Regions from separate parts of the Homo sapiens genome. Here region 2 is linked to region 1. Evidence: chromatin loops called from intact Hi-C (ENCODE). Cell type or tissue: B cell. All regions are shown on one strand. Each heading gives the region's core, and the rest is flanking DNA. Links, peaks and the distances in the headings are about the cores only. Region 1 overlaps ARHGAP24 (Rho GTPase activating protein 24). Region 2 holds the start of MIR4451 (microRNA 4451).

The links. Hi-C counts contacts between places; a loop is a spot of excess contacts. Peaks named below come from ENCODE experiments on the same cell type or tissue, not always from the same donor. Only the 100,000 strongest peaks of a DNase experiment are listed, where the experiment ranks them.
Region 2: a loop joins it to region 1, with 2.7 times the contacts of the local background. A loop is called at or near these places in 2 of 110 quality-filtered maps.

Annotation. Positions count from the first base shown.
Region 1 is chr4:85,662,709-85,678,881 of GRCh38, reverse strand. The region is part of intron 2 of ARHGAP24 (Rho GTPase activating protein 24); the gene reads right to left. Among named protein-coding and RNA genes, the nearest start is that of MIR4451, 52 kb to the left of the region's middle. RefSeq lists an enhancer at 11,058-12,257. In B cell, for the core only: no CTCF peak of the experiment used is centred there; DNase peaks (open chromatin) are centred at 5,692 and 9,441; H3K4me3 peaks cover 1,596 bases; H3K27ac peaks cover 5,584 bases.
Region 2 is chr4:85,717,623-85,733,795 of GRCh38, reverse strand. ARHGAP24 (Rho GTPase activating protein 24) reads right to left here. Exons shown (of 10, transcript NM_001025616.3): 3 at 11,824-11,911. MIR4451 (microRNA 4451) reads right to left here and starts at 11,328; the gene lies at 11,263-11,328. LOC124900728 (a long non-coding RNA gene) reads right to left here and starts at 11,806. Exons shown (of 2, transcript XR_007058169.1): 1 at 10,784-11,806; 2 at 9,152-10,678. In B cell, for the core only: no CTCF peak of the experiment used is centred there; a DNase peak (open chromatin) is centred at 7,805; H3K4me3 peaks cover 969 bases; H3K27ac peaks cover 6,464 bases.

The sequences.
Region 1 (16,173 bases), core at 5,475-13,474:
GACACCTCTCTGGATGCTGTAGCCTTGTACTTCCTATAACAAAATGTCCATTTTGGAGATGAGAAAGGAAAGATCCTGTTTCAACTGACTGTAAATCTGAAAATGACTAAGACTTGTTTGAATCATGTTTTTATTGTCAGTCAGAATAGGAATTTGAAATTCAGATGAATATGAGCTATATAAAAATGTAGTTACACTTTATTTTGCACTGTTTGTAGTCTGATACATTGATGCTGACTTTACAGATCATTTTTTCAACCTGACTGCCTAGAATTACAGTCTGAACAATCAGAAGCTTCCTGGTATTAATCATATTTCTCCAAATGACTTTATTATTTGGCTCTTGTTTTAATGTTTTGCTTGTGTCTTTCATTATGTGATTCCTTTAAATTCTTTTTGAAAGTACTATAAATGAAAACAAATTTGGGCATTGAACCGAAAATTCTTGATTGTGTTGAACTTTGATACTACTTTTCAAAGAAAATAGCCCTTTTGCTTGTTTGTTTGTTTTAGAGACAGAGTCTTGCTTTGTCACCCAGGCTGGAGTACAGTGGTGCAATCATAGCTCAGTGCAGCCTCAAACTCCTGGGCTCAAACGATCCTCCTGTCTCAGTCTCCTGAGTAGCTGGGACTACAGGCAGGTCACCACTATGCCATGCTAATTTTTTTACTTTTTGTAGAGATGGGGTCTCACTATGGTGCCCAGAGTAGTCCTGAATTCCTGGCCTAACGTGATCCTCCTGCATTAGCTTCCCAAAGTGTTGGAATTCAGGCATGAGTTACCATGGCAGGCCAGGAATAGCCTTTTTTTAAAATTTTTTTCCTTTTTCTTTTTTTTTTCTTTGATGGAGCCTCACTCTTTGGCCCAGGCTGGAGCACAGTAGTACAATCACAGTTCACTACATCCTCGAACTCCTGGACTCAAGTGATGCTCTTGCCTCAGTTTTCCCAATAACTGGGACTACGGGCACACGGCCCCATGTCTGGCTAATTCTCTATAGAGATAGGGTCTTGCTATGTTTTTCAGGCTGAAACAGCTCTTTAAAAACTTGATAAACTAGTAAATTAATTAGCACATTAAAATTAGTGAGAAACAAGAGCCTACAAAATGGAAAGTTAATACATAATACCAACAAACAGTTGGCTTGTGCTCATTTTTCTGACATTTGATGTTAAGTGTATCTCTGACCTAAACAGACTAGGTGTACACATGACATCACTTGCTTTTGGCCAGCAAACCTGGACTTTATTCCTTTTACAGAATCACTATTAAAATAAATGAAAAGCTCAAAGGAATTTTACCACTGAAATGTTATCAGAGGACTCATAACTGTTCATGGTTAAAAACTCACTTCATCATTAACAGCAGCAGCAGCAGAAATGAGTACATCCTTGGTGGTCTGCCAGGTCCAAAGGCTATCTGGAAATATATTCTGAATGTGAAATAGGTTAATTAAGCTCATTGTTCCCTGGCTGTCACTCTAAGGGACAGCAGGGAGGTACCGGCTGTGTGCCTAACTAGGTTGGGTAGCAAACTTGAATCCTTCCCACCCCTGAATGTGCATATAAAATGTGGGTTGCCTGCCAAGGTCAGGACTACAAGATAAATTTCTGTACATAAACATAACATATAAATGGAGGATTAAAAGCTCATTAAGATGTTGTGAGGAGGATAAAGAGAGAAGAGCAAAGCAAAAGGAAAAGCAATGGCTTGCATGTGTGTCTGTTGCTAATGACCTTTATTTAATCAAAGCTACTTGATTCAGAGGATATCCACGTTGCTCAAGAGGAATGCTTCTTGTTGTATAAAAGCCTGTACGAAATCGTTTTCCCCCAGTGTGAGTGCTCTGCTCTGCCCCCGTTGGGTTCTTCCACCCTGTGTGGCTGGAGCCTCCCTTCTGGTAGCCTCAGGAAGGCAGTGGCTCTGCTTGCTTGTTTCATGTGCTGCCACTTCTCAAGTCCTGCTCTCACCTGTTTCTTTTAATGACACTGGAATAGGAAATATGGGAATCCTTTCCTTACCATGCTATTGTACTTCAAAACAACTACTTCTTTTGACAGAATTAAAGTGCAGTATATTTAGGGAATGAGCTAACATTGCTCTCCGTGTCTCTGCAAGTCTTTGAAAAGATGAATGGGTACTGCTTGGCCCCCTCAGACACTATACTGATCTTTTCATAACCCTTTTCCTTGCTCTTCCCAACTCCAGACCTAAAATGTGCACTGTGAATACCTACAATAGGTCCTTGGGAGCCAAAAGGACCATTGGTAACAATAGGAGAAACAAGACAAACATTTAAGTTTCCTAACTCCTTGTTCAGTGTTCTTTTCCCACTTGGTTAGAGTTCAGACCCTCCACTTACCCAACACTACCAACTCCACCCCTAAACCCAGACCCCAAGCCCCAACTGAGCTGCAGATGTAAATACAGTTTCCGGGGGAGCTTGCTTAACAGTTGTTAAATTATAATGAAAAAAATCAGAGTTTGCCCCATTTAGAGGATTTTGCAAAATGATCTCTCTGAGTCCCTGGAATATGCACAGCAGCAGCAAAGAAAAATGTCAGCATTAATTTGATATGGCTTTTTGTTGCAAGCAGGACTGCTCATTAAAAGCTTAAACAGGTGGCAGGTTTGGCAGCCCAGTGTGTGTATTCTATGTACAGATTTATTATGCCTTTCATTTTAAAATATTTGTGCCGAAACAGACTCAGTGAGATGAATTATCTTGTTCACAAGAGCATTCTGTTCAAGGCTGCTATGATAACTGCCATATCAATCAAATTATGCAATGAAAACTTACCATCAATTTTATCATCATTATCAATTATTTATAACTTAGGAAACTGTTTTCATTTCTTCTCCATTTTGATTTTGTTATCTTCCAGGAAACTTTTACCTCACAGTGGGAGACAGTGTCATAAAATAGGGACTGTATACAGGATGTCACTTCAGTTGCTGAGGTCCAGGGCAGGAGTCAGATATGCATTTCAAAGCAAACATAATTACATATGAACAGCATTGGCTCTAACCATCCTGCCTGATGACTTTGAGTGGATAGGAGCACATAAACATCAGAGGAATGTTCAAACAATAAGGCAGCTTTGCTTTGTCAAATGAGATGAGCTACAAGCCAACTGAAGCTCAACATAATGTCAAGCAAAGCAAAGCGCACACTTCAGTCACCGCCAAGCCCTTACATGGTTGGAATGACTCCATAGGCTCAATGTAATCACTTTTCCAGGAGCTGGGACTTTCTACTGGCAATGCCCACCATCTTGGGAAGGCGGATCTCACCAACTTTAAATGTTACGGGAAATCTTTTGTTAGAAGGTTATCCATAAATTGTTACCCCGCAATCCAGTGTCTCACAGACCCTTCCAGGTTCTTTTGGCCACTGCAGTATCCAGGGTTTCAGGCACATTAACCATTCTGCCCTTCTGTTAGATTTATTTTCATTCTGGCCTGCTAATGCCACTTCCCACAGCTGCAGAATACATGCTGAATCTCCCTGGAAGCATACTTTCCTATAGAAAACATTCATAGAGGACTAGAAAGGGTAGATGATACAACGTGCATTTCTCATTTGGACTCTTGCCTGACTTCCATGAAGGAAACCCTGATTATGTACAGTATTGTCTTAGCTAAGTATCTCAGGGACACATGCGTCATGGTTTTTTTCAACTGGCTTCTCACTTACATAATTGGCCTCCTCTTTCTGCTACATGCAGCCTTTAGGTTTTCACTCCTGCCAAAGGACAATGCTTACCAGTCTTTACTTGCTTGTTTTTTCCTCACCAGAGGTGTCCTCTCCTATATTGTAAACCAGATCAGTTATCTTTCTTCAAAATACTGCTCAAGAATAAGCTCCATGACAAGTTTTCAGCAGAACCCTCTGATTACAAATTGTTACAGCTGCCCCATGCTTGTGACGAGATCTGTGCAACTCTAATTGGCTAGACGTACATTTGTTTGTGGCTATTTTTGGCTTTGTTTTTGTCCCCATAATCCATAAGGAACTCTCAGACAAATAGTAACAAAAAGTTTACCTCAGGCAGATCCATCAGGTCAATTCAAGATGGTTATAGGAGTCATGGAATGTGAATAATTAGTTCAAGGTTTACAAGGTTAATCCTGGTATATCCTGCATAGCAACATTACACAGATTGGCACATCCTTACATGACAATGAAAGGTGCCATTAACTCATTGATTTTCACAATTAGTCTTATATCAAAAGGACATAGGACTTGGAGTTAAAATGACTGAGTTCTAATCCTTGCCATATCTCTGCTTACTAACTGTGTGATGTTAAGCACACTGTGGCAACTGCAAATGCAAATTGACTTAGATAAGTTATACATGCATTTATGAAAGTATAAAATATAAAGGGTGATTTATTGATTTAAAGATTGATGTTGCCACCATATATCAAAAAGATTTTGTATTATTCTGGGGTAAATAATAAAACAATTCATATAATCTCCCTAAAAGATGAGTGCATCTTTGACAGGGAAGATAAACAGTCTGAATTTGAGAGTTAGAGAACTGTTCAGCAAGACTGCTTGAATTTGCCTACTTTTTTCCCTTTTAACTAGGCTGGCAGAAGAGAAAGAAACACCATTATTTCTGCTATGGCAGTGGTTCTTAAAGTGTGATCACTGGTCCTGCAGCATCAACAGCATCCAGGAAAACTGTTGGAAACGAAAATTATTGGGCCCCACCGCAGATCTACTGAATCAGCCCTCCAGATGGTTCTGATGAATGCTAAAGATTGAGAACCACTGCGTGGACCAGTACACTGGGGTTTAGTCCCAGATGCCACTAACTTGTTGGGTAAGTCGAGAGCCCAGGCTAGTGTAAGACATCATGAGAGTCTGTGCATTATTAACAACACATTAGTCCAGATTTTCTACCAGTGCAGATTTCTTGTAATGTTATTATTTCCATTAAATACAAGCTACGCAACAAAATGAGATTTTATAAACCTCTGTAGGGAAATTCACAGGTTTCAGAAAAAGTGCTTTGCCAGACTAAGGAACCAGATTTTGGGGTTCTGAAAATACGCCCTGGCAGTTATAAGAAAAAAGACTCTAAGTGACTAAGTAAACTAACCAGAATTTAGCCATCAACTTTCAGAATAACTCAAGGGAAAGTCATCCTCTCAATGCTTAGATCCCCCCACTGGTGTTTCACTTTACCAGTGGGGAGATCTAAGCATTGAGAGGATGACTTTCCCTTGAGTTATTCTGTATTAGAATGATCTCCAAGCTCTTTTCTAGCTCTCCAGGTCTAAATTTGAGACTTCTTTCTTCTCTCTTTCTCTTTCACTCACATCTTGAAAACTGCATGCACAGAATAGAACAGAAGGCATAAAGGAAAGGACAGAGAGAAACACTGACTGAGAAGCAGAGAAAGAAAAGAGAGTTCACAGAGATTTCATATTTTCCAAACCATGGAGTGGTTGAAAGATATCATAAAATTCAGCTGTCAAGTGAGTATGGAAGAGTATCAAAATTTAAGTATTATACAATAAACTGTTTGCATCTTTTAAAAGGAAACTGCATGTAGGTGAGTGGGGACACCTTGAGAGCTTTCTGCACAATTATAAAGGAAGATAAAGAGCTGTCCCAAATAAGGACTGCCCAAGTGCAGAGCTGCGATAGAGAATCTCTGAATCCAGGCCACTAAAGGGAAGTGCACTTGAACAAAAGGAAGGGCAACAGGGTAGCACAGCTGCTATAGACTGAACATTTTCTTTGTGCAAGCTCATGCTTACCTTGTTAAGGGAAAGCCTTCTCTCCAGCTCGATCTATCAAAGCCATGCCACATCCACTGACTAGCCTTGTAAACGTCAAACTCACACTCTCCCAAGTTCAGAAAAGAGAACTAAGTTGAATACCTACAAGAAATCCAGCACCCTCAGAGAAAGAGTTGCATATATTCAATGTATTGTTAAAGATAGGGTGCTATTACACCACTATGGTTGCAGAACATCAAATCAACAGACATGAAGAAAATAAGCACTCAGCAGGGGAGATAATTAATTACAAAAAGAAAGGCAGCCAGCCTTTGAGAATGCAAGAATTCAGCATTTCCCATTTCTCCTTTCCAAGTGTTTTCAAATAAAGTTTTTTCCCCAGTCCTCATCCTGATTGACACTTAGCATCAAATGTTTCCCCACCATGGAGAAATCCACACAACCAGCTTCTTCCTGTACCACCAGAGCCCAGCTGGAACCAGGAATACCTCTCTTTTTGGTTTGTGCTAAAACAGATGAGTAGCCAAGCTTTGCCTGCTGATGAAGAGTAATAATCACGCTGGTAATGGGAAGATTCTGCCTTAACTCAACTGCCAAGATCAGCCTGTGCAACTCCAACCAAAGGTAGGATGGGACGGATAGGTAGGAGGAGGATACTGAAATATAATCATTCTTATCAGTGTCTTCATTGTGACATCTGTGTGTATTCTATGCTTTAACTGAAACAAAGTTAGGAAGTCCGAGAGTTGAGAAACCACTTGCTCACTCCCAAAGGAAAGCTAGACTAAAAGGAAACAGAAGTTAAAAGTATTTCAAAAACAAGAGAGGTTTATAGCCGGAAATTGAAAGGGCCTCATCTGGCCACAACATGGCTTAATTAAACATTGCCTCTCCCTAGTTCATTCCAACTCCACTCAGATTTTCTCTCAATGTTCTTTTTTCTTTATGTACAGGGCTAAGTATTTTTAAGAGAAATTTAATCCATATGGTTTCTGATTCATTTACACACATAAAACTCAACAGAATGACTCCTGGTGTGCAAAAAGTTCTCTGAGCCTGTTTCCTCCTTAGGAACAGAAAACTGTGTTGTGTTCACATTAAACTCATTCATTTTTTCATGGGTTAACATTTCACTCAAAAGCTTGGGGCCCAAAACGATGGAATGTATTGAAGGTTGGTGAACTCAGCTCCTCAAATGGAAAAAAAAGCACCTACTTACTTCAGACCCTGGGTCTTTGAGGTTTCTCAGTGTCCATTTTTAGGAATAGTTCTGCATGTGTCCAATAGTACATTTGTAGCACATTCTTCTTTTTAGTAGAGGCATTATTAAGAGGTATCCATTTTTATAGGCAATCCTACCCTTCAACTATAATTTCCTAGCTTCAGAAGTCAGTGTAAGAAAAGTTCTACAGAAAGCTCTGCTCTGAATCACATAAATATACTGGATACATAAAAAGTATTTTTGGAGATTCCAGAAGAAAAAGAAGCATATTCTTAACAGAAATGGAAGGCCTGTGCTCATAGCTCCAAAACAAAAGTCTACAGCTAAAACCTCTCTTTATATATACCTCCTGTCTTCTTCAACCACAAACTTTGTTGAATCACTTCTATTCATCCACACATCTTTTACTTTACTTGCATTTTCATTTGACAAATATTTATTTCATTACCTACTTTGAGCCAAGCCACTGGAATATAAAAATCTAAATATTCATTTGATTTCTTAGGAGGAAAGATGCCAACAAATATATGATAATTATTATAATGGACCTGTGGTTAAAATATAGAGGAAACACAGGGAAAAAATACCATGTAATACTTGCTGAGAAGTGCAGAAAGGCTTAGAGAAAGCAAAGCTAGAAAGATAGTCAGGCTTTTTGCAGGTGGATGAATCAAGGGAAGGAAAGGCTATTTAGAGGTAGCATTTAGTGTAAAGGCACCGAGGCATTAAAAAAATTGTGTTTTGCAAACTAAACAGAGTTCAGTATCGATGAAGCAAAAAATACAAGGTGTCATCTAAGAATATTCAAGAAAGGGGCCCAATAACGTAGGGTTCTATATGTCATACAAAGTAATTTAGATTTATCTCGTAGGTCAGTTGTGCTCAATTGAGTGTGACCATTAGAATGATCTGCGAATCCTTTTTTCAAACACACACTTGGGCCCCAATCCCAGAGATTTCCAATTTTGTAGGTCTTGGGTAAAGACTTTTATGTACATTTTCTTAAACATTCATGGCCCATGTCCCTGTTTGAGAACTGCCTGAGGCTCATAGGGGCCACTGAAGTATTCTAAACATGGGAAACCCATGATCAGCTTGACTATTAGTTGGTCCTTTTGTGGACAATGTGAAGAAAATTTTGCAAATGATCTAAAGTACAGGGAGTGGCTTAAAGGCAATGCAAACTTTCCAACAAGAACAAATGTAGTCCTAAGTTAAAGGATGGCAAGAGGCAAGGCAAGAGAGTTTGAAATAAATAATAGTAATTCAGTCACAAAGAATAAATGAACTAAAACTATACCCCCTCCCTCCTTTCTGGTGTGGTGACACCATTCTCCAAGAAAAGAGACACAAAGAGAAGACAGAGGACAGAAAAAAGTGAGCTCAAGTTCTCAACTGTTCAGTTGATTGGATTCAGAATATAAATTATGTAGGAGATTGAGAACGTATTAATTTAATATGCCCTAGAGCTTTCTGCTCTGTTTGCAGTATTGGTGATTCAAGAGTGGCTTTATTTGAATTGGCTAACGTAGCACTTATTAAGATTTCACAGTTCCAAACACTATGGGCAAGATGTAATTCTAACTTAAGTCAAATAAATGGCAAACAGAATCACTCTATCCTAACCTGAAGGTTGACAGGATATGAAGTAGGCAACCTAAGAGAATTTTTCTCACATCCTAATCTCCTTTTCTGTCTTTGCTGGCACCATCAGGCACCGTGGTTCATGTTCAGCTTATTTATGCAGCCAAACAAGCTTGGCAGTTTATTGGAGAGGAAAATGGCTGAGTTAAATATTATTGAAGTAGGAAAAAATATTCCTGGGGTAAAATAAAGTTTGCAGCCACCCCATTCCAACTGAATAAAAATTCCTTTCCACAGCTCACACCCCTCTCTCCTCCTCCCACTTTTCTAGTCTCCTTCTGAGGATCAGTGCTCTGGGGACCTGCACTAAAGCCCCAGAAGAGGTGTTGACACATGTTCCTACCCAAGTGGATAATTTAGTCACCAATATGCTGGGTTTATTTTTTCTGAATTGCTGCAAATACCTATATCTTTTATTGTACTTTATAGTAGATTCACTAAATTATTCACTAAATTATTTTCCTATTATTATCATCTATGGAAGAGTTCATTCCACTAAATATATGATTAGATTGAAACTTCTGATGCTTCACATAGAAGTTTGTAATATAGCTATATATATCACATATATATATATATATATATATATATATATATATATATATATATATATTTGAAAGTACAGGGTCAATGCAGTCTACCCTGTAACTTTTTAATTCAGATTTTTAATATATATGTAAGCATATTTGTGTGTCTACATGTGTGCGTACCTACATACCTACATACAAACATACGTACCTTTTTATGGGTCATTTCTTCTTTTTAACAGCGCTTCCTCCCATCAAACACTATTTCTGTACTTTTCTTCCAGACTTCCTCTTCCTTATGTGATGTCTAGACTACTGTAAATTGTGACTGCACCAGAAATATTAGAATGGGCCTATTGAGCTGCTGCTACAACACACTGCCACAGTGTGTTGAAAGTATGACCCTGAAACCTAAATCAGGCTTATAGGGTAGAGAAAAGTCAAATAAGTATCAAAATTCCTCAATTACATAACATCATGTTGTTTCTCTAGATAACTTGCCTCAGGAGTGAAGATTGAATTTTGAGGCAATTTCTGCATGGACACCAGTATAAAAGGTGAATTTTGAGAGCTCAGCACCCCTGAGTTTTGTCTACCCAACAATGAATAGTGTGGTCACTGTGCTAAAAGCTGAGACCCCAAAGATACTAGAGCAATTTCTGTCACTCAGTAATGCGATAACAACTCAGAGAATCACACACACACACAAAGGCACATAATGAGAATATTAGAAATTCAACCACTGAACCTAGGACCTAAATCTACCCACTTTCAATGTTCATCTTAGTTCAGACTCTCCTGTCTTAGTTACTTCACCAGGTTTGTAACTGACCTTCTTTACTTTTATCTTTCCATCTCCTTTCTTTTCTCCAAAGCTAGAGCCAGAGAAATCCCTCTAAAGTACATATCCAACATTTTAATTTACAGCTTAAACTCCTCCATGATCCCTCATTGTTCTCTGGGTCAAGTTCCAACTCTTTAACGTGGATTGGATCATGAGGCCTATCATGAAGAACCGCCTGCATACCCCTTTATCTCCTAAACTTCCCCTCTCAAACTCAGACAGAGTAAGATGTTAAAAAAGCCAGGCTCTTTGCAAGGACAGTCACATCTTCTCTCCCTCTTTGCCTAACTCCATCTCATCTTTTGATTCCAGAGTAAAGGTTTCTTCTTCTACTAAGATGCCACTAGCCTCTTCTCTGTGCTACTATAGTAACCTGTACTTGTCAGTGTTTATATAACACTTTAAAAATGCACTCTAATTTTGTATCAGCACCCTTTGCTCTCTTTCATTTTTACCACCAGATCCTTGTGGATATAATTTTATTCTCCTAGTAGCCCCTGTGGCTAGCTAAGTGCCTGCACCCAGTAAATTCTCAATTTCTAGTTGTTGAATAGATAGATGAAGGAATGAAATAAAGCTGTTTAGCATTTTCTGTTTTGCTTTAATGGTCTTTAACCTGACAACAGAGAAAATTACAAATTATAAGTCTGCTGAAAGTGTATGAACATAGTATTAGAGTAAACCAACTAAAACACTGAATGGAAGTTAGGGCAAGTGTAGTTTAATAAGGAACTCATTATACTCTGACTTCTTCTGTTTCTTGTTTTTCAGCCTATCAAAAAGTGCCACTAAACTGAAGGGGATCACAAGAGATAATCTCAAACAGCATTTAAATAAGCCTTGAAATGTCTAACTTTTCTACATTTACAAGACTTTTAATATTTATATTACTCAACCACTTAAGCAAAACATCGTATTTGTTTATTTACCCTTTCCATAAATAATTTTTAGGTGTCACCAGACCCTACGCTCAATTTAAGTGTATTTCCTTTTCCTTGTTTCTTGACATCAATGAGAAAAAAATAGCAATTAAATAATTGTAAACCTCAAGAGAATCAGACAAGTCGGTGGGTAATTTAAGAAATTCTTGTATCCAATAGATTTTTATTTGGCTTTCATGGAAACCTTTAATTCTTTATGATACTGGATACAGAAAAACACAAATATTCATTTAGCTTACTGATCAGTAAAATAACTTATGAACATTAGGGAAGAACAGAGGATAAACAAAAAAGTGCGTGGCAGCCAAGATGGCCGAATAGGAACAGCTCCGGTCTACAGCTCCCAGCGTGAGCGACGCAGAAGATGGGTGATTTCTGCATTTCCATCTGAGGTACGGGGTTCATCTCACTAAGGAGTGCCAGAAAGTGGGTGCAGGACAGTGGGTGCAGTGCATTGTGTGTGAGCCAAAGCAGGCCAAGGCATTGCCTCCCTCAGGAAGCACAAGGGGTCAGGGAGTTCCCTTTCCTAGTCAAAGACAGGGGTGACAGATGGCACCTGGAAAATCGGGTCACTCCCATCCTAATACTGCGCTTTTCCGACGGGCTTAAAAAATGGCGCACCAGGAGATTATATCCAGCACCTGGCTCAGAGGGTCCTATGCCCATGGAGTCTCACCGATTGCTAGCACAGCAGTTTGAGATCAAACTGCAAGGCGGCAGCAATGCTGGGGGAGGGGAGCCCGCCATTGCCCAGGCTTCCTTAGGTAAACAAAACAGCTGGGAAGCTCCAACTGGGTGGAGCCCACCACAGCTCAAGGAGGCCTGCCTGCCTCTGTAGGCTCCACCTCTGGGGGCAGGGCACAGACAAACAAAAAGACAGCAGTAACCTCTGCAGACTTAAATGTCCCTGTCTGACAGCTTTGAAGAGAGCAGTGGTTCTCCCAGCACGCAGCTGGAGATCTGAGAACGGGCAGACTGCCTCCTCAAGTGGGTCCCTGACCCATGACCCCTGAGGAGCCTAACTGGGAGGTACCCCCCAGTATGGGCAGACTGACATCTCACACGGCTGGGTACTCCTCTGAGACAAAACTTCCAGAGGAACGATCAGACAGCAGCATTCGCGGTTCACGAAAATCTGCTGTGCTGCAGCCACCGCTACTGATACCCAGGCAAACAGGGTCTGGAGTGGACCTCTAGCAAACTCCAACAGACCTGCAGCTGAGGGTCCTGTCTGTTAAAAGGAAAACTAACAAACAGAAAGGACATCCACACCAAAAACCCATCTGTACATCACCATCATCAAAGACCAAAAGTAGATAAACCCACAAAGATGGGGAAAAAACTGAGCAGAAAAACTGGAAACTCTAACAAGCAGAGTGCCTCTCCTCCTCCAAAGGAATGCAGTTCCTCACCAGCAATGGAATAAAGCTGGACGGAGAATGACTTTGACGAGTTGAGAGAAGAAGGCTTCAGACGATCAAAATTACTCTGAGCTACAGGAGGAAATTCAAACCAAAGGCAAAGAAGTTAAAAATTTTGAAAAAAATTTAGACAAATGTATAACTAGAATAACCAATACAGAGAAGTGCTTACAGGAGCTTGAGAACTACGTGAAGAATGCAGAAGCCTCAGGAGCCGATGCGATCAACTGGAAGAAAGGGTATCAGTGATGGAAGATGAAATGAATGAAATGAAGCGAGAAGGGAAGTTTAGAGAAAAAAGAATAAAAACAAACGAACAAAGCCTCCAAGAAATACAGGACTATGTGAAAAGACCAAATCTACATCTGATTGGTGTACTTGAAAGTGATGGGCAGAATGGAACCAAGTTGGAAAACACTCTGCAGGATATTATCCAGGAGAACTTCCCCAATCTAGCAAGGCAGGCCAAAATTCAGATTCAGGAAATACAGAGAAGGCCACAAAGATACTCCTCAAGAAGTGAAACTTCAAGACACATAATTGTCAGATTCACCAAAGTTGAAATGAAGGAAAAAATGTTAAGGGCAGCCAGAGAGAAAGGTCAGGTTACCCACAAAGGGAAGCCCATCAGACTAACAGCAGATCTCTTGGCAGAAACCCTACAAGCCAGAAGAGAGTGGGGGCCAATATTCAACATTCTTAAAGAAAAGAATTTTCAACCCAGAATTTCATATCCAGCCAAACTAAGCTTCATAAGTGAAGGAGAAATAAAATCCTTTACAGACAAGCAAATGCTGAGAGATTTTTGTCACCACCAGGCCTGCCCTAAAAGAGCTCCTGAAGGAAGCACTAAACATGGAAAGGAAAAACCGGTACCAGCCGCTGCAAAATCAAGCCAAATTGTAAAGACCATCGAGGCTAGGAAGAAACTGCATCAACTAACGAGCAAAATAACCAGCTAACATCATAATGACAGGATCAAATTCACACATCACAATATTAACTTTAAATGTAAATGGACTAAATGCTCCAATTAAAAGACACAGACTGGCAAATTGGATAAGGAGTCAAGACCCATCAGTGTGCTGTATTCAGGATACCCATCTCACGTGCAGAGACACACATAGGCTGAAAATAAAAGGATGGAGGAAGATCTACCAAGCAGATGGAAAACAAAAAAAGGCAGGGGTTGCAATCCTAGTCTCTGATAAAACAGACTTTAAACCAACAAAGATCAAAAGAGACAAAGAAGGCCATTACATAATGGTAAAGGGATCAATTCAACAAGAAGAGCTAACTATCCTAAATATATATGCACCCAATACAGGAGCACTCAGATTCATAAAGCAAGTCCTTAGTGACCTACAAAGAAACTTAGACTCCCACACAATAATAATGGGAGACTTTAACACCCCACTGTCAACATTAGACAGAAAAACGAGACAGAAAGTTAACAAGGATATCCAGGAATTGAACTCAGCTCTGCACCAAGGGGACCTAATAGACATCGACAGAACTCTCCAACCCAAATCAATAGAATATATGTTTTTTTTCAGCACCATACCACACCTATTCCAAAATTGACCACATAGTTGGAAGCAAAGCTCTCCTCAGCAAATGTAAAAGATCAGAAATTATAACAAACTGTCTCTCAGACCACAGTGCAATCAAACTAGAACTCAGGATTAAGAAACTCACTCAAAACTGCTCAGCTACGTGGAAACTGAACAACCTGCTCCTGAATGACTACTGGGTACATAACGAAATGAAGGCAGAAATAAAGATGTTCTTTGAAACCAACGAGAACAAAGACACAACATACCAGAATCTCTGGGACGCATTCAAAGCAGTGTGTAGAGGGAAATTTATAGCACTAAATGCCCACAAGAGAAAGCAGGAAAGATCCAAAATTGACACCCTAACATCACAATTAAAAGAACTAGAAAAGCAAGAGCAAACACATTCAAAAGCTAGCAGAAGGCAAGAAATAACTAAAATCAGAGCAGAACTGAAGGAAATAGAGACACAAAAAAACCCTTCAAAAAATTAATGAATCCAGGGGCTGGTTTTTTGAAAGGATCAACAAAATTGATAGACTGCTAGCAAGACTAATACAGAAGAAAAGAGAGAAGAATCAAATAGACACAATGAAAAATGATAAAGGGGATATCACCACCAATCCCAAAGAAATACAAACTATCATCAGAGAATACTACAAACACCTCTACGCAAATAAACTAGAAAATCCAGAAGAAATGGATAAATTCCTCGACACATACACTCTCCCAAGACTAAACCAGGAAGAAGTTGAATCTCTGAATAGACCAATAACAGGCTCTGAAATTGTGGCAATAATCAATAGCTTACCAACAAAAAAGAGTCCAGGACCAGATGGATTCACAGCCGAATTCTACCAGAGGTACAAGGAGGAACTGGTACCATTCCTTCTGAAACTATTCCAATCAATAGGGAATCCTCCCTAACTCATTTTATGAGGCCAGCATCATCCTGATACCAAACCTGGGCAGAGACAAAATCAAAAAAGAGAATTTTAGACCAATATCCTTGATGAACATTGATACAAAAATCCTCAATAAAATACTGGCAAACTGAATCCAGCAGCACATCAAAAAGCTTATCCACCATGATCAAGTGGGCTTCATCCCTGGGATGCAAGGCTGGTTCAATATACACAAATCAATAAATGTAATCCAGCATATAAACAGAACCAAAGACAAAAACCACATGAGTATCTCAATAGATGCAGAAAAAGCCTTTGACAAAATTCAACAACCCTTCATGCTAAAAACTCTCAATAAATTAGATATTGATGGGACATATCTCAAAATAATAAGAGCTATCTATGACAAACCCACAGCCAATATCATACTGAATGGGCAAAAACTGGAAGCATTCCCTTTGAAAACTGGCACAAGACAGGGATGCCCTCTCTCACCACTCCTATTCAACATAGTGTTGGAAGTTCTGGCCAGGGCAATTAGGCAGGAGAAGGAAATCAAGGGTATTCAATTAGGAAATGAGGAAGTCAAATTGTCCCTGTTTGCAGATGACATGATTGTATATCTAGGAAACCCCATTGTCTCAGCCCACAATCTCCTTAAGCTGATAAGCAACTTCAGCAAAGTCTCAGGATACAAAATCAATGTACAAAAATCACAAGCATTCTTATACACCAATAACAAACAAACAGAGAGCCAAATCATGAGTGAACTCCCATTCACAATTGCTTCAAAGAGAATAAAATACCTAGGAGTCCAACTTACAAGGGACGTGAAGGACCTCTTCAAGGAGAACTACAAACCACTGCTCAATGAAATAAAAGAGGATACAAACAAATGGAAGAACATTCCATGCTCATGGGTAGGAAGAATCAATATCGTGAAAATGGCCACACTGCCCGAGGTAATTTATAGATTCAATGCCATCCCCATCAAGCTACCAATGACTTTCTTTAGAGAATTGGAAAAAACTACTTTAAAGTTCATATGGAACCAAAAAAGAGCCCGCATCACCAAGTCAATCCTAAGCCAAAAGAACAAAGCTGGAGGCATCACGCTACCTGACTTCAAACTATACTACAAAGCTACAGTAACCAAAACAGCATGGTACTGGTACCTAAACAGAGGTATAGGTCAATGGAAGAGAACAGAGCCCTCAGAAATAACGCCGCATATCTACAACTATCTGATCTTTGACAAACCTGAGAAAAACAAGCAATGGGGAGAGGATTCCCTGTTTAATAAATGGTGCTGGGAAAACTGGCTGGCCATATGTAGAAAGCTGAAACTGGATCCC
Region 2 (16,173 bases), core at 3,847-11,846, 57 kb before region 1:
CCTAATCCTATGCAACTGATGTCCTTATAAGAAGAAGAAATTAGGACACAGAAGGGCACTGAGGGAAGACCCTGTGAAGACACAGGGAGAAGGAGATGAACCAAGGAGAGAGCCCTCAGAAGAAACCAACCCAGCTGACACCTTGATCTTGAACTTCTAGCCTCCAGAATCCTGAGAAAATACATTTCTGTTGCTTATGTCACCCAGTTTGTAGTACTTGTTATGGAAGCCCTAGAAAGCCAAAAAATACACTAAAGATTCTTTCTACTCACTCCCCTTTCTTGTGAAAGGCACAGAAAATGTTATTTTAAAAACAGTGCTAATCAAGCACAAGTTCATAGAAAAACTTTCTATATGGGACCAGAGAGTCCTTAAACCAGTGCCCCTTCATAATAACAGTTTAGGGACTGTCCTACCAAGTTGGTGAGGCCTGGGCCCAGCGTGGTGGCTCACGCCTGTAATCCCAGCACTTTGGGAGGCCGAGGCAGGTGGATCATGAGGTCAGGAGATCGAGACCATCCTGACTAACACAGTGAAACCCTGTCTCTGCTAAAAATACAAAAAATTAGCCAAGTGTGGTGGTGGGCGCCTGTAGTCCCAGCTACTCGGGAAGCTGAGGCAGGAGAAAGGTGTGAACCCGGGAGGCAGAGCTTGCAATGAGCTGAGATCGTGCCACTGCATTCCAGCCTGGGTGACAGAGCGAAACTCCATCTCAAAAAAAAAAAAAAAAAAAAAGTTGGTGAGGCCTATAAGATCTATAGCTGGTTGATGCAATTTGAATGTAATATAGAAGTTTGAGGTCGGGCGCGGTGGCTCACGCCTGTAATTCCAGCACTTTGGGAGGCCGAGGCAGGTGCATCATCTGAGGTTGGGAGTTCGAGACCAACCTGATCAACATGGAGAAAAATAAATACTAAAAAAAAAAAAATACAAAATTAGCCAGGCTTGGTGGCACATGCCTGTAATCCCAGCTACTCAGGAGGCTGAGGTAGGAGAATCGCTTGAACCCGGGAGGTGGAGGTTGCAGTGAGCTGAGATCACACCATTGCACTCCAGCCTGGGCAACAAGAGCGAAACTCTGTCTCAAAAAAAAAAAAAAAAGAAGTTTGAATTTTTGTTTATTAATCCTATGTTTGAAATATAAATATTTGATTAGCATGGGCTAAATGAACCCACAAATGAATAGGCAAATAAAGATAAGGTCCATTTTAAAGCCAGGAAGCCTGACAGTCCTAGGGATGCATTATTGGGCTGCAGATGGTCCTTAGGGTTTTATCTTTTGAAACATTCAGGACCACTTCATCTCAGTTTTCTATTAAAAAAGAAAAGAAAAAGCCTTCCTTGGTTCCCTGAGAGTTGGCACAGGTCTCAGTGATATGCCAGTGCTCTCCTGGCTACAAGCTTATCTCTCACTCTTAATTATCAGCAGCTGTTCTGCTGCACACTCATTTTCCTTTTCCTCATCTGTTTCTTTTCCTTTGAAGTATGATTCCCCTTTCTCATTCTGACATCGTTTCTAACCTATTGGTTTTTCTCTCCACTGGCCATCAAGTCACCCAAACACACTCTTTCTGTGGCTCAAAGAAGCCCTACCATAGACAAAGACCTGCCTGGACAAACTCTATTTGTAATAACAGCAGCTGACATTTGTTTAGTACTTTGCTATTTTCATAGCTTGATTAGATTGAAAGCCCTTTTCAATTATTGGATAAAAGAAGCAGGTGAACACAAATGGCCTGAGAATGCATAATTAAAACCATATCACAAAGAACAATGGGAAAGATCACATTTATTTCAGCAAATAACTTCTTTGTAAATAGCTTCTGTTTTCAAAGTAATAAAAGACACTATTGGTGTATTAATGAAGGACTCAAGAATGAGGAGAGTACTACTTTCTTTTATTAAAAAACATTGACACATAATAATTGTACATATTTATGGGGTACTTAGTGATGTTGTGAAATATATATAATGTATAGTGAGTAATCAGGATAATTTGCATATCCACCATCTCAAATATTTATCATTTCTTTGTGTTTGGAACATTCAATATCCTCCATCTAGCTATTTGACATGATAATATATTAACGCAAACTATAGTCACCCTACAGTAGTATAGAACACTAGAACTTTTTCCTCCTATCTAGCTATAATGTTGTCTACTTTTAAAATCGTGTAGAGTCTGAGAAGTTAATGAACTTCTCTAGGATCCAGTCTCAGGAGGCACTGGGAAAAAGGTCAATAATCAAGTTAAATAACTCAGACCTAGACAACTCTAACTTTGACTAATCCAATGTGATCAATCCATAGATGATAAAACTGCAGTCTTGTTTATTCATTAATTCAACAAACATGCATTAAGCATACACTACATGACAGCACTCTGCTAGGCAGTAGGGATAGAAGGTGTCTCTTCTCAAGAGCTTCCAATCTAATAGGGAAGGAAGAGAACACAGACAATGCAAGGACTGTGAGTATGGAGGAGAAAGGAATGAAATGCAGAGTATACTGACTCTTAAACCTATAACCCCATTTCTTCTTGTCATCCTTGTTTCTCTTAAGTCTCAGATATTTGGCCTCAGTGTAGTGTAGATAATAAACCTATCCATATTCTTATTGGTATAAGAAGGTGGTTTTGTGGGCGCAGATGGGTGTGAATCCTGGCTTTACCACTTATTAAAAATGTGAATTTGTACCACCGTTTTGCATACATACACATATACATATATGTATATATACACACACACACATGCCCAGTCTCTCTCTCTGTGTGTGTGTGTGTGTGTGTGTGTGTGTGTGTGTGTGTGTGCAGTTATATTAAATGAGTCATTGTATATAATGCCTGACATATATCAGTACAGGGCCTGACACATATTTCAGTAAATATTAAATATTAATATTATGGGAACATTTCTCATACTGATGGTAAAAGAAAACTGGTGGGTTTGGGGCAGGGAGATGTTAATAAATGGGTGGTAAGGGAAACAAACTACCCCTCTAAGAAGATAAGCTTGTTTGTTTGTTTTACTTACAAATAATGTATTGTTATTTTCTGTGAGATACTTAGAGCTTTAAGATACTAATGCAAGCTGGGTGTGGTGGCTCACGCCTATAATCCCAGCACTTTGGGAGGCTGAGGGAGGAGGACTGCTTGTACTCAGGGATTTGAGACCAGCCTGGGCAACATAGTGAGACCTCATCTCTACAAAAACAAAAAAATTAGCTGAGCATGGTGGTGTGAACTTGTGGTTCCAGCTACTACTCGGGAGGCTGAGGCAGGAGGATCACTTGAGCCCAAGAGGTTGAGGCGGCAGTGAGCCGTGATTGCACCACTGTGCTCCAGCCTGGGTGACAGAGTGAGACCCTGTCTCAAAAAACAAAACAAAAAACAGCTAATGTACATCATATAAAGGAAAGCTTAGAAGACACTTCAAGCTTATTTGATCTTGCCAGAGTTGCTTCAATCTCAGAATATTTGTAAATAACTCCCTGAATTTGTGTGGACTGAATAAAATATGGGACATGTTTTTCATGCTAGGCACATCCCATCTCCTATTAATGGTATTCATAAAGTCACATAAGAGATTTCAGTTCTGGTCAGAATCTAGAATTCCAAATGAACTGAGATGGTGTTTAAAAGAGATTTCAGTTTGGTCACTAACACTTTTAAAGTTCAATGTGATTTAAAGCATAGATATTATTCAGAGATGGAACTTCTAAATAAAAATATTGGCAAATAGTTCCTGAATCATGATTTTGAGGCAATGGATAATGCCATGGCCTGGGGAGACAGGCTGTCTCAGAGTTCTAATTCTGGCTCTGGTGGCACCAGTGGGGATTAGTGATTTATATCAGTATTTCATCTTCCTTTTCATAGGTTTGCTTTTTTTATCTAGCCCAGGGGTCAGCAAACTATGCCCACGGGCCAAATCTGGTTCACTGTTTATTTTTTACATTTTTAAGTGGTTGGAAAAAAATAAAGAATAATATTTCTGATATTTGAGAAGTATATAAAATTCACATTTCAGTGACCATAAGTAAATTTTATTGACATACAGCCACATCCATTTGTTTTCGCTACCATGGCAGAGTTGAACAACTGTAGTGGAAACCTTATGGTCACAAAATCCTAAAATATTTACTCCTGGATCTTTCCAGAAAAGGTTTGCTGGCCCCTGGTCTAGCGAATAGTGATGGTGACTGGATCAATATGTCTACCAACACTGTGAGAGGACACTCACTCCTCATAGGGACACTTCACAGGAGGATCGTATGATCATGCTGTCCATCAGTTCGTAAATGCCCCAAATGTATGTTGGTTGAAATGACATTAGCCAGAATTCCAAAGGATTAAAAACATTTTTAAAACGTTCTTTGTACCATGTTAATAGCTTCTTTCAAGTGTATATTTTAATGTATTTTAAGTAGGAAGGGAATTTTGAAACAAAAATCTCAAACACTTTCTTTAAGAACACATAGTAGTTAATACATGCTGCTTTCACCAATGCATTTATTTAGTTCATGTAGAGCTACTTGTGTATATAGAATTATGTTTTCATACCGTAAGCAACTCCTACTCACATTCTCTAAATGATTTGCACATATTAAATCTAAGCAAAAAAAAAATACAAGCTTCACGGCTGCCTACAGACTTAGGCAGACAAAAAAAGAGATTGTCACAGCTGCTTTGGGGTAACAAATATAATTGCATGGATTTTAACTTACAGAATTAACACAAAAAAGAAAAAAAGTTAAGATAAGGGAGTGTTGTAAAATTAAATGCCTAAGCAGCATATTTAACTGGTGATCAAGAAAGTGACTAAACTTGATGCTAAAACACAATTAAAACATTCCTACATTTTCATATAAAATATATGTCAAATATTGGCTTACATTTTCAAATGACAGCAAGTTAATGTAGCCAATGACGTTATTTATTCAACCCAGAAGGAGTCACAAATGCAGACATGTATGGTAAACTTTTATTGCTGTTGTTACATTATTATCCCAAAAACTCAAAAATTGGCCAAACTTTTTTCTTTCCCAGAGACACCCATGAATCTATCTCATAACTATTTATTTCTCAGCTGGCCTATTATGTAACACAGCTGCAGTAACCATCTAAGTAGGTTGAAGTTTTACTAAATTAAAAATTTTACAGCCTCCAGACCCATGAAATGTTCCATCCAGGAAAAGTTCTTCTGTAAATGTGCAAAATAGGTCTGTGGAGTTACACAATCATAGAAACAGGAGAAAGAACAACTGAATCAGAGAGGTAAAAGTCTAAAACTGATTGGTATAACAGATAATTACAAATAACAGTTTATGCACACATGTACATAGATAAAATAGATAAATGCATAGGAACATAGACAGATTAGCTAAAATAGAGATAAAGAGTGAGAGAGAGGTGAGAGAGAGAGAGATAATAAAGTCTTTGGTTCCCAATATAAACTATTATTCTTAAACTACAGTCAATGATTGCATTTTAGGGAATCTCTGAAGTCCTCAAAAGTATGTGCAATTTTGGTAGGTATTTGCCTTTTTTTTTTTTTTTTTTTTTGGCAAAAGGATCAATGCATTTATTAGATTCTTTAGGCACCCATGTCCTCTAACTTTTCACCTATCTCCTAAGAAATCCTTCTGGAAAAAATAATTAGAATGGAAACTTTTTAAAATTTGAAATGTACAAAAGTAACATGTAATTGTCTGAGGGTATTGGAAATAATTAGTATAGTTGTGGCTAAAGGTAGGATAAATAACATCTTTTTTTTTTTTGAAGGCCTAATTTTGTTTCCAGGCAGATAAAAATCACTTTAGATTATCCTTCAAAATTTATCTTATTTTTTTCCATGGCTACTTTTCATTCCTCATCCCCTTGTCTTTTGTGTTCACCTCTTCTTTTCTTTCCCTGGAGGAAGGAAGAGGAAAGAACACCTCCTACTTTTAGTTAATATTGATTTTAGGCACTGGGTCAGATGGGCCTTTTAGGGTCTGGAATATTGACAATTGCCCTTGAAAGCCATGAAGAATCTTTGCTTGGTGGATGGACTGAGTCCCAGCATATGATTAATATCAGGTGTGTTGGTTGGTGGTTAGACAGTGAGTGATAGCTTGGCCAGTATGTGAAGGGAGTTTGTGAAGAAGCTGAGAACAATTTCAGCAATGTATACTCGGTAATGAAAGAGAATTGGATCCCAGAGCGTTGACAGTTGTCTATAAGAAAGCACTCCATCCGTAGAATCCACCTTTGTTACCTTTATTCATAATAAGGAAGATCACTGCTGGAAAATGTCTGTTTCTCCCCACTTTTTCATGATGGGATTGTTGTAGCCTTAGAACATGCTTTCAAAAGAACTGTAAGTGGGCATCTCTATCTAGTGCCTATTTGTATTATATATTGTATTATAAATAGGTGCTAAAAAACAAAAATGCCTACTCTTATCAAGTGCCAAAATTCTCATTCTTAATGAATGAGTCTGGAAAGATACCAGTGTATCCATTCCAGTTCAAAAAATAACTTCACATGCTCATATTTCAGAAAATAGGCTCCAGGCCTTTTTTACTTTATTTTTTGAGATGGAGTCTCACTCTGTCACCCAGGCTGGAGTGCAATGGTGAGATCTCTGCTCACCACAACCTCCGCCTCCTGGGTTCAAGGGATTCTCCTGCCTCAGCCTCCTGAGTAGCTGGGATTATAGGCGCCCACCAACACGCCCAGCTAATTTTGTGTTTTAATATTCTATTGAAACGGGGTTTCTCCATGTTGGTCAGGCTGGTCTCCAAGTCCCAACCTCAGGATCCCCCCACCTTGGATCCAAGCCCCAACCTCAGGATCACCTCAGGTGATACCCCTACCTCGGCCTCCCAAAATTTTGGGATTACAGGCGTGAGCCACAGCGCCTGGCCCAGTGTTAGCTTTTTAACCTGGATCAAATTACTTCTCTGTGCCTCAGATCTGTCGTTTGCAGAATAAAGATAATGACATTGCTTGCCTCATAGAGTTGTAGTAAGGATTAAATAAAGCGATACGTGCAAACAGCCTGGAACATTGCCTGGAATACAGATGTCTAGATACTGATAAGGCTACAGACATTATAACGGATACTGTAGTACTCTCTCTAGATCCCAAAGACTGGTATATTGGTTGCTGAAGGCACAAAGAGATTCTCATGGGAATTGTTCTACAACGCAGCAGGAACAGCTTCACCCAAGTTTATCTGTCTTCCTGCTCCCAATCAATGACTAGTTAGCAAGAGGAAACAAAGCCCCAGCCCCTCAGTTTGAAGCAAACTTGAGAGGGATCACCGCCTCAGGGGACCCCACTGGATCAGCTAAGACTTCAGTTGCTACAGCGTTGCAGGGCAGGTGTTCCTGTCGCATCCTGCTTTCCTCACTTTCTTGCAGAAAAAATATCTTCGGAGAACCTTTCCCATGACAATCTAATGTCATTCTCCATCAGCGTGTTTCCTGGAATCCAATCTAAGATTATAGATAGATGTAAATAAAACGTTTTATCCCCATTATCCAGGAACTGCAGCTAAGGTCCACCCCCCACCCCCCAAAAGAGGCTAAAACTCCACATTCTAAGCTGAAAAGACCGATGGAAATTGCACCTAGCCACTTCTCTGCCAGGTTTACTGAGAGAAAGCATTGCACTTCTGAGAACCCAAATGGCCCTGACTGTTTTGAGGGGGAAACTAGAAAAGAGGAAGTGCTACTTGGAGGAAGCAGTTTTCAAAATCAGCACTGGTTTTTGAGGGGGAGGACTAGGAATTCTCCCAACTATCAGAACAAGAGTATTGCTGGTAAATTTTGATGTGTGTTAGAACAGTGACTCACTCCTTCTCTAAGTCAGGGACTCATGATGGCCTCTGAAGCTTGGCAAGCCACTGACCTTGCTGGGCACTGAAGCTGATAACCCCTGGAGAAAGTGACAAGCCAAAGGAGGCAGCAACAGTGGAACAGCCTGCATTTCCCTTACGTTGCAGGCCAGGGTACATGAGTTTCCTAGTTGCTGAATAAACACAAAGCAAGCAGCTGGCCTTTGAGGCCTTTCGCTGTATCCCATCCAACAGGACTATCCCAATGCTGGGAGAATACTAGCATGTGAAGTGGATTTCTAATTCCAGAGACCCTGAAAAATCCACAAATGCATCTGTGAAAGATTCAGCCTTTAGAGAGGAAAGTCTGTAACGACCAGTCAGTGTGAAGGGGCTATGCCCCAGCAGTATCATCTGTGTAGGAAGATCTCTACCTTCTTCCATCCGTCTCTTGGTCTCATCATCAGAAAGGAAGGCAGAAAAGTAGGAAAGGAAACATGTAAGGAGTTTCTCTTCACTTTTGCCACTAGAGTGACAAAGAGGTCTTTGCGGGAACAGGGGAGAAAAGGTCCTATGCAACAGGAAATAGTTCAACATAGCAGAGTGGGGGCAGTTTCATATGACTGAGATTCTTCCATAAGCCTGGTAAATATATGCACTTCAAGAAATATTTGTTTAGCACCATATGTTATACTGTGCTATTTCCAGGTGTTAGGTATACAGTAAAAAGCAAGAAAGATGTGGTTTCTAAATATATGGAGATACATATAGTCCTCCTTTGTCTTGTTTTGCCTATTTCTTGTCTGTTTCTTTGTCATTTTATTTTTTTCTCTGAGAAACTTCTTTCCTAAGAAAGCTAAGGCATCATTATTCCAATAACTACTCTTTATTTTTTTAAAACATTTCAAGGAAAATTCAACTAGAACACATTTAGAGAAGCAGAAACCAACTGCATGTTCTTTCTTCAAGAACTGTTCATTAAAGATTTGCCAATCTTTCTTTCTCAACCACATTTCCCAAAAGCTTGGACTTTGGCCATAATAGTTCACTTCAGTCTAAAATTTGGCATGTCTGAAAGAGAAGACTTCAAATTTGCCAATTTGGCTGATATCCCTTTGAATAACAAGTAGAGAAATAGGAAAAATTTGGAGCGAAAAATCTATAACTCATGGCATTATTCAGAGAGATAATTCATTTCATAGGATAATGAATCTATAGGAAATCAACCCTAAAACATGGTAGATTTATTTTCAGATAGGTTTTTACAAAAGCCTAAAATATGCATACAAATATAATTTGTAAACAAATATAAATAAGTAATACACAAAGACCTGAGACGCTCAATTTTATTGAAAATTCTTGTTTTTTTAATATGATTTTCCTTGGTTTCATGGGATATTTCAGCATAAAGCAAAAGCAAAAATAAAACAAAATAAAAATTCCTATATATATATATATATATATATATATATATATATATACACACATGGAAAAATTATAAGGACATACAGTGCACATATGGATAAACTGTATTCGTAACACACACACAAATGTGTACGTATGCATATAGTGCTAAAATATATGGCAAAGAGCTTGCTAGAGGCTTTTGTTAGTTTTGTTGGAAATCATTATGGGCAGATGAAATTAAAATATGTAATCCTCTCCTACTCACTCATAAACTCTGGAGAGTTAGGCTTGAGTTAGCTATCCGTAAAGATAGACACTTGTTGGGTTTGTAAGCATCATCTTTATGATAGATTTTCAGAAGTGGCAATTGAAAGAATTTTATAGAGAAAGCCAATCTAGAATAAATATGCTTTATGAGGATCTGCTGCCAGGTAGGCCCACGGCCTGCCGAGGGTTCTATACACATTACCAACCACATTTCTGCAATCCTTGCTGCCTCCTATGCATTCTGACAAATAAAAACACTCTGTTGTAACATCCCAAATTATCATGTTAAACAATTACACCATTGAAAAAATTGAAAAATATTATCTTGTCATTCCCATTTGCAAAGATAAAGTAATTGTTATGTTATCCCTAAATAACCCCAATAATGCAAATATTGATGAAAATAACCTGATACAGATCCCACATTATCACAGAAGTACAAAAGCATTTGCCTAGAAATGCCATCCTGATGTCAAGGGCACACCAGTAAAGCCCCAGTGACCAGGATGAATGACACAGACACTGGATTCTCAATGTAGTGCTTTGTCTTTCCAGCTCTGTCTTCAAAGATACATTTGGAACACTTCTCTTCACACTCCGTAAGATGATTTAGAATTATAAAACCTAATTTAGCAGCTATTACATACTGTATTAATAATTCAGGAAGCATCTTTTCAAATGATCTACTCACATACTATATTTAAGTCCATAATTACAGAAGCAAGCTTGAATTTCCTATAAATTTGTTTGAAAGGACAACCTTCATATTCCATATTACACAGTCTTAAACTTCTTAGGCTTTGTTCATCAAAAGCCATTATGTCATACGCACTGCATGTGAAACAGATGATTTAGAATAGCAATGTTGGAGAAGAGGTTTTATCTGTTACTTCCTGGTCTTGAAGACATGGCTCTCTCTAAAACAGTATTGAAAATATCCGTCTATATTACTTGAGAACTTCTTCACCAAAAGATGAAACCTCCTTGCAGCTAGCAGACTGAATGGAAAAGTAGACCTCTAGCATTATTGGAGATAAAGAGTCAACCATCAGTTCAATACCACGCTGATTTAAAAGCCAACATGCGCTATTGTCTGAGAATAAATCGGAAAAGACATTTCCTCTACTGATACTTCAAAGACTTTGTAACATCTGGAATCTGGTTCTATACAGGGTATTCCACTAAGAAGTAAGAATAAAAGGATTTTAATAAGGCAAATAAGATTCAGGTTTCTTAAAATATGTTCTCCCTGGAGGGAAACAAATAACACATTGCATCTGACTAACCTTTCTGCACTTCAGCTGCATTAATTCACATTTAGTCATGGATTCCATCATGAGCCAGATGAACTTAGTGCCACAGCTGTTTTCATCGAGGGGAAAATATGCTTTTCCATTTTAGATTCCCAGCATTTAATATAAATATAGGAAAAATACATTTTATTGACTGCATTATTGATAAGAACTCCACATTACTTACCCAAATAAATTCACATCCACCCTAGACTGTGATCAAATCAATATCAATATTACACAAACGGTCAACCGGAGCCAGATTCCTACCTCCCTTTTTCTTACATTGAGGGATAAGGAAAAGTTGAAGAATTGATCAAAGAGGTAGACAACATGGCCTTGGAGGAATTGTTGCTGGGTTAGTCAAAGACTTTAGTGGAGATCAGGTTCACTAAGAGGAATGAATACAGATGACTAGGAAAAACGAAAGGATGTTTCAAAAGTTTAACTGAGGGATTTGATGTCTTGGCAGAGCTGTCCTCAGCTCTACCAGCAAAACATGTGGAAGTGGTTGGTTGGGAGCAAAGCTGAGGTACAGAACTGTAATACTTGGTCAGTATTACAAGTATTAAGTAGTAAGAGTTGTTTTTTTTTGTTTGTTTGTTTTTTGTTTTTTTTTTTGTTTTTTGCAAAACCTCCTTGAAGATACAATTTTGTGAGGAAATATGTCAGTGATTCCACTGGGCAAAGCATTCAACCTATAACCCCTTGTCAAATTTCACATCACAAGAGCGCTGTAAAATCAAATTCATCTCCAATAGTCCTGAACAAATACTGTATCATGACTTGTGGTCAACTATGGAGTCTCATGGACAAATGAAAATCCAGTAGTTATGTGGTCAGAGTATGTGTGTGTGAGTGCATTCATTTGTACTAGTATATAAACCTGCAGTCATTATCTGCGTCAACACTAACCAAGCCTCAAATTAAGGTTCTCAGTCATGATTCAAAAAAGAATGAAACCTGTCTGACCCATCTTCACCTTTACCAACACAGGATGACAATAATTTAATCAGACTAGGAAAATATCTTACCTGGAACTACTTCAAAAAGGAACTTCCCTGGGTTCTCTTCATTGCAGGGATGCTCAGAAACTTTATTTCCAGGCAGAAAAATAGTACCCTGTGAAAACAAATACCCAAAACATCAACATCATCAGAGAGCAAACATCATATATCATCATTATAATCAGTGAATATCCAAGGTGTAGCTATAACCCAGTATACAGTAAGATGCATCAGAATCTTTTATATTCCCAATAATCAAAAATTATGTGCCAGAATCATGTTCACTCAAGATTTAACGAATACTTGTTGAGCATCTAATATGTATAAGACTAATATGTATGTTAGCTGCTAGATTCATCTTAAGCACCAATTTATTAAACACATTCTGTGTGCCAGAAATTTTACTAAGCATTCTACCCGCACCATATTATTTAATTGGTAGTATAATCTTATGAGGTAGATATTCTTTTCCCCATTTTATAGCTGTGAAAACAAGGTAGACTTAGACATAGTTGTGATAAGCCTTCTCTTGATTATCTCTTCTCTCTTCTCTTTCTTTCCTTTTCTTTCTTTTCCTTTTCTTTTTTTTTTTTGTTTGTTTTTTGAGATGGAGTTTTGCTCTTGTCACCCAGGTGGGATTGTAATGGCATGATCTTGGCTCGCTGCAACCTCTGCCTTCCGGGTTCAAGAATTCCACTGCCTCAGCCTCCTGAGTAGCTGGGATTACAGGCATCTGCCAGCACACCCGGCCAATTTTTGTATTTTCAGTAGAGATGGGGTTTCACCATGTTGGCCAGGCTAGTCTCGAACTCCTGACCTTAGGTGATCCACCTGCCTCGGCTTCCCAAAATGCTGGGATTACAGGCATGAGCCACCACGCCCAGCTATCCTTTCTCTATCTTTAAATTTCTCTCTTTAGTGGATCATTTCATTCAGTGCTGAGATATACTTAAAAGTCTGTGTCATTAAAAAAAGTACTTTGACTTCCCGCTATTCTATTTTTTTGTTTGCCTACTGTCTATACTGAATCTATTTCTTCACTGTACCCACTGCAGCCTGGTTGATGCACCCAGCATTCCACTTACATGACTCACAAGCTGCGTGTTTGATAATGTTCACTTTTCAGTGACTTGACTTTCTAGAAGTGTTCATCACTATTGACCACTCTTTCCTTGAAGCACCTTCTTTCCTTTGTTTCTTTGTTTTCTCTAGGTTTTTCCCTAATTTCTCTGTTGTCTGAATGTCTTTTGCTGACTCTAATTGACCTTTAAATATTAGAGTTTTTAAAAAGATTTATCCAATAATTTCTTCTCTTCTGACTCTAGTACTCTCTTTCTCCAGGCTATCTCATCCAGGCCTATGATTTCAATAACCAACTGTAAGCCAATGAATATCGGAGTAATATTTCTAATCTAGGACACTCTGAGCTTCAGATACATTCAAAAGCTTATTTGACATTTCCACTTATCTCAAAGATGTCTTAAACTCAACTTAGTCAAATTAAAATGCAAGTAAATCTGGCTCTCATTATGTATTCCCCAGCTCAGTGACTGTCACCCTCTTCTATGCAGTTGCAAAAGCCAGAAATATAGAAATCATTATCTCTACTATGTATCTCTACTACTACCACTCTCTAATTTCAGGCAACTATTATCTCTTGTCTGAAATTTTTCAAATGCCTCTTCACTGAATTCTCCAGAATATTCTGACATCTTTCTTTTATTATTATTATTATTATTATACTTTAAGTTCTAGGGTACATGTGCACAACGTGCAGGTTTGTTACATATGTATACATGTGCCATGTTGGTGTGCTGCACCCATTAACTTGTCATTTACATTAGGTATATCTCCTAATGCTATCCCTCCCCCATCCCCCCACCCCACAACAGGCCCCGGTGGGTGATGTCCCCCTTCCTGTGTCCAAGTGTTCTCACTGTTCAATTCCCAGCTATGAGTGAGAACATGCGATGTTTGGTTTTTTTGTTTCTGCTCTTACACTTTTTTGCTTTCTATGGCTTTCTATCATCCAGCAACTACCCTTCTATAAATGGCAGCATGCTCCCATCTACCTTAGGACAACATTCTTTCCCTGGCAATTTTATACCATTTTTAAGATTGTCTACATCTAAAATATACTTGCATAGATTCTTGAATTTTTCCTGGACTGATTTACCATTGTATGTAGTTATGTTATTTGTAAGATGAATTGATTAAAGTCCATCTCCCTCGTTAAACTGTAAGGGAAAAATAATATGTGTTTTGCTCCCTAATTTACTACCAATGCCAAGCATTTTGCCTGGCATATAGTTAACGGCTAAAAATGTGTATTGTTGAGTGAATGGGAACTGTTAACATAATGAAGCCAGTGTTAAAAACTAAGTGTGCTGAACTCAAAAGCCCATGCTCCTGTCCACTGTATTATATTGTCCATTTTTCCCAGCTCAAAAAATAGTAATATTTAGCTAAAGTAGTATTTTACTCAATTTTCAACCTACTTGGTTTGGCACAGAAAATTATAGTCCTCAGCCATTTCCCTCCTTCTGGGCTTAGACTGATAAAGCATAGCGCTCTCCAACCAAAACCCAAGAAATTGTATGTTAGAAGTATTCCTCTCCCCCCATGCCTTACAAGGTGAGGTGTTGGAGGAATTGCCTTTGTTCTCCTCCTCCAGGAAGTACCTTTTCCTGCTTTTTATCATATCTAGTTTTCTCTGGCCTATAGATCCCGTTTCCCATTTTGTTTCCCTACCTTTGAAGTAATTTTTAAAAAATTGCTAGATACTTTGAAGATACTCATTGTAATAAAGACCTTTTATTACATACATTTAATCTATATGGTTTCTACATAATGTGGTAAAAATAATTGTTTCAATTAAGAATTTATTCTACTTACTGAAATGACTTTGTGAAGTAATTCATTTTGTGATTTATCTCAGTTTTAGAACATAGCATCTAATATTCATTTTATCCACATGTGTATTTGTGTGTGTATGTATAACTCCTGTTTAGTTCTATATCTTCAGGTTCTACTTAAGATCTTGAATTGTACATGTGCCATATAAGTTGAATTCAAGCAACGCACTAGCATAAATGCTACCTCCTTGAAATCTTAAGCTATCACATTTTGTAATTTAAAAACTCCAAGTAATGCTATCCTTTGTTGTCCTTTTTGTATATGTGAAACAGCTACTTCTGGATGAAATTTTTATTAACATTTTCTTATTTGACATTATATAAATTTTATATTTTGACAAGTTTTTCAAACAAATTGTAACATAAAAATAGTAGTTTAAATATCAACAGACAAGGCTTAGGGCAGGATATGCTGTAATTGACAAACATTTACTGTGGTTAATTTACTAAGTCATTCAGTAAATAAAATAAAGTCCTTTAACTGAAATAGCTAACTTGATCACATTGTATGGAAATTCTGTAAAGTCCATAACTAAGGGAAATGTCTTAATTGTGATAGTTATTTTCAAAGTGTTTAGCAATATTTATAGTGTTGAAAATGCAGGTAAACAAACAAAAATCTCTAATTTACCCACTACAGATAACCAATGTTAACACCATATAAATTCTCCCATACTTTTACGTGTTTATACATGTGTGTATAAACATACAGAGCAATTTTCACAAAACAGTAATCAAAATAAAAAGATATTTATTATCTGCTTCAAAACTTAAAAGTCATGTATTGTTGTTATGCCAAGTGTAGTCATCTACATCATTTTTAAAAGCTGAATTATATAGTACTTGCTTGAGTATACATACTTTAACATCCTCTACTGCTGTAATACATTTATAATTTTTGTCTTATAAGGAACATTTTATGTTGTAAAGAACATGAAGAACATCCATGAAGCTAAGTCTTTGAGCTTCTCCCTAATGTATTCCTTTAGGGCAAATACCTAAGAGATAAATTAGTCATTAAAAAGTATGCACTGCTTGTTTGTGTGAGTTGGTTAATTCTTCCACAGCTGCTCTAAATTAACCAAAGAAGCAACGAACTAATAAATAAGTACAAGTCAGGTGCCCAATCTAACTCGAAAGTAATATGTTGACAGACTACCATGTGTCAGATATTATTTCTTTAAATATCTCAGGTGATGTGAAGTGTGTGAAAGAAATAAATAATAAACTCTTTGCTCTCAGTACAAGAATAACACAGTACATAATTTTAAAACAAATGAGTGTGACAGTATTTAGAAAATCAAGTAAATATAATAAAAGTTTAAGAACAGAGTGTCATAAGGGCAGGCTGATTAGTTAGGAAAAGTATATAAAGGAAATGGTTTTAAGAGGAAGGTAGGGTTTTAAGATTTAGTGGCCAAGGGCTAATCTTTCAAAGTGGAGGAAATAACATCAACCAAAG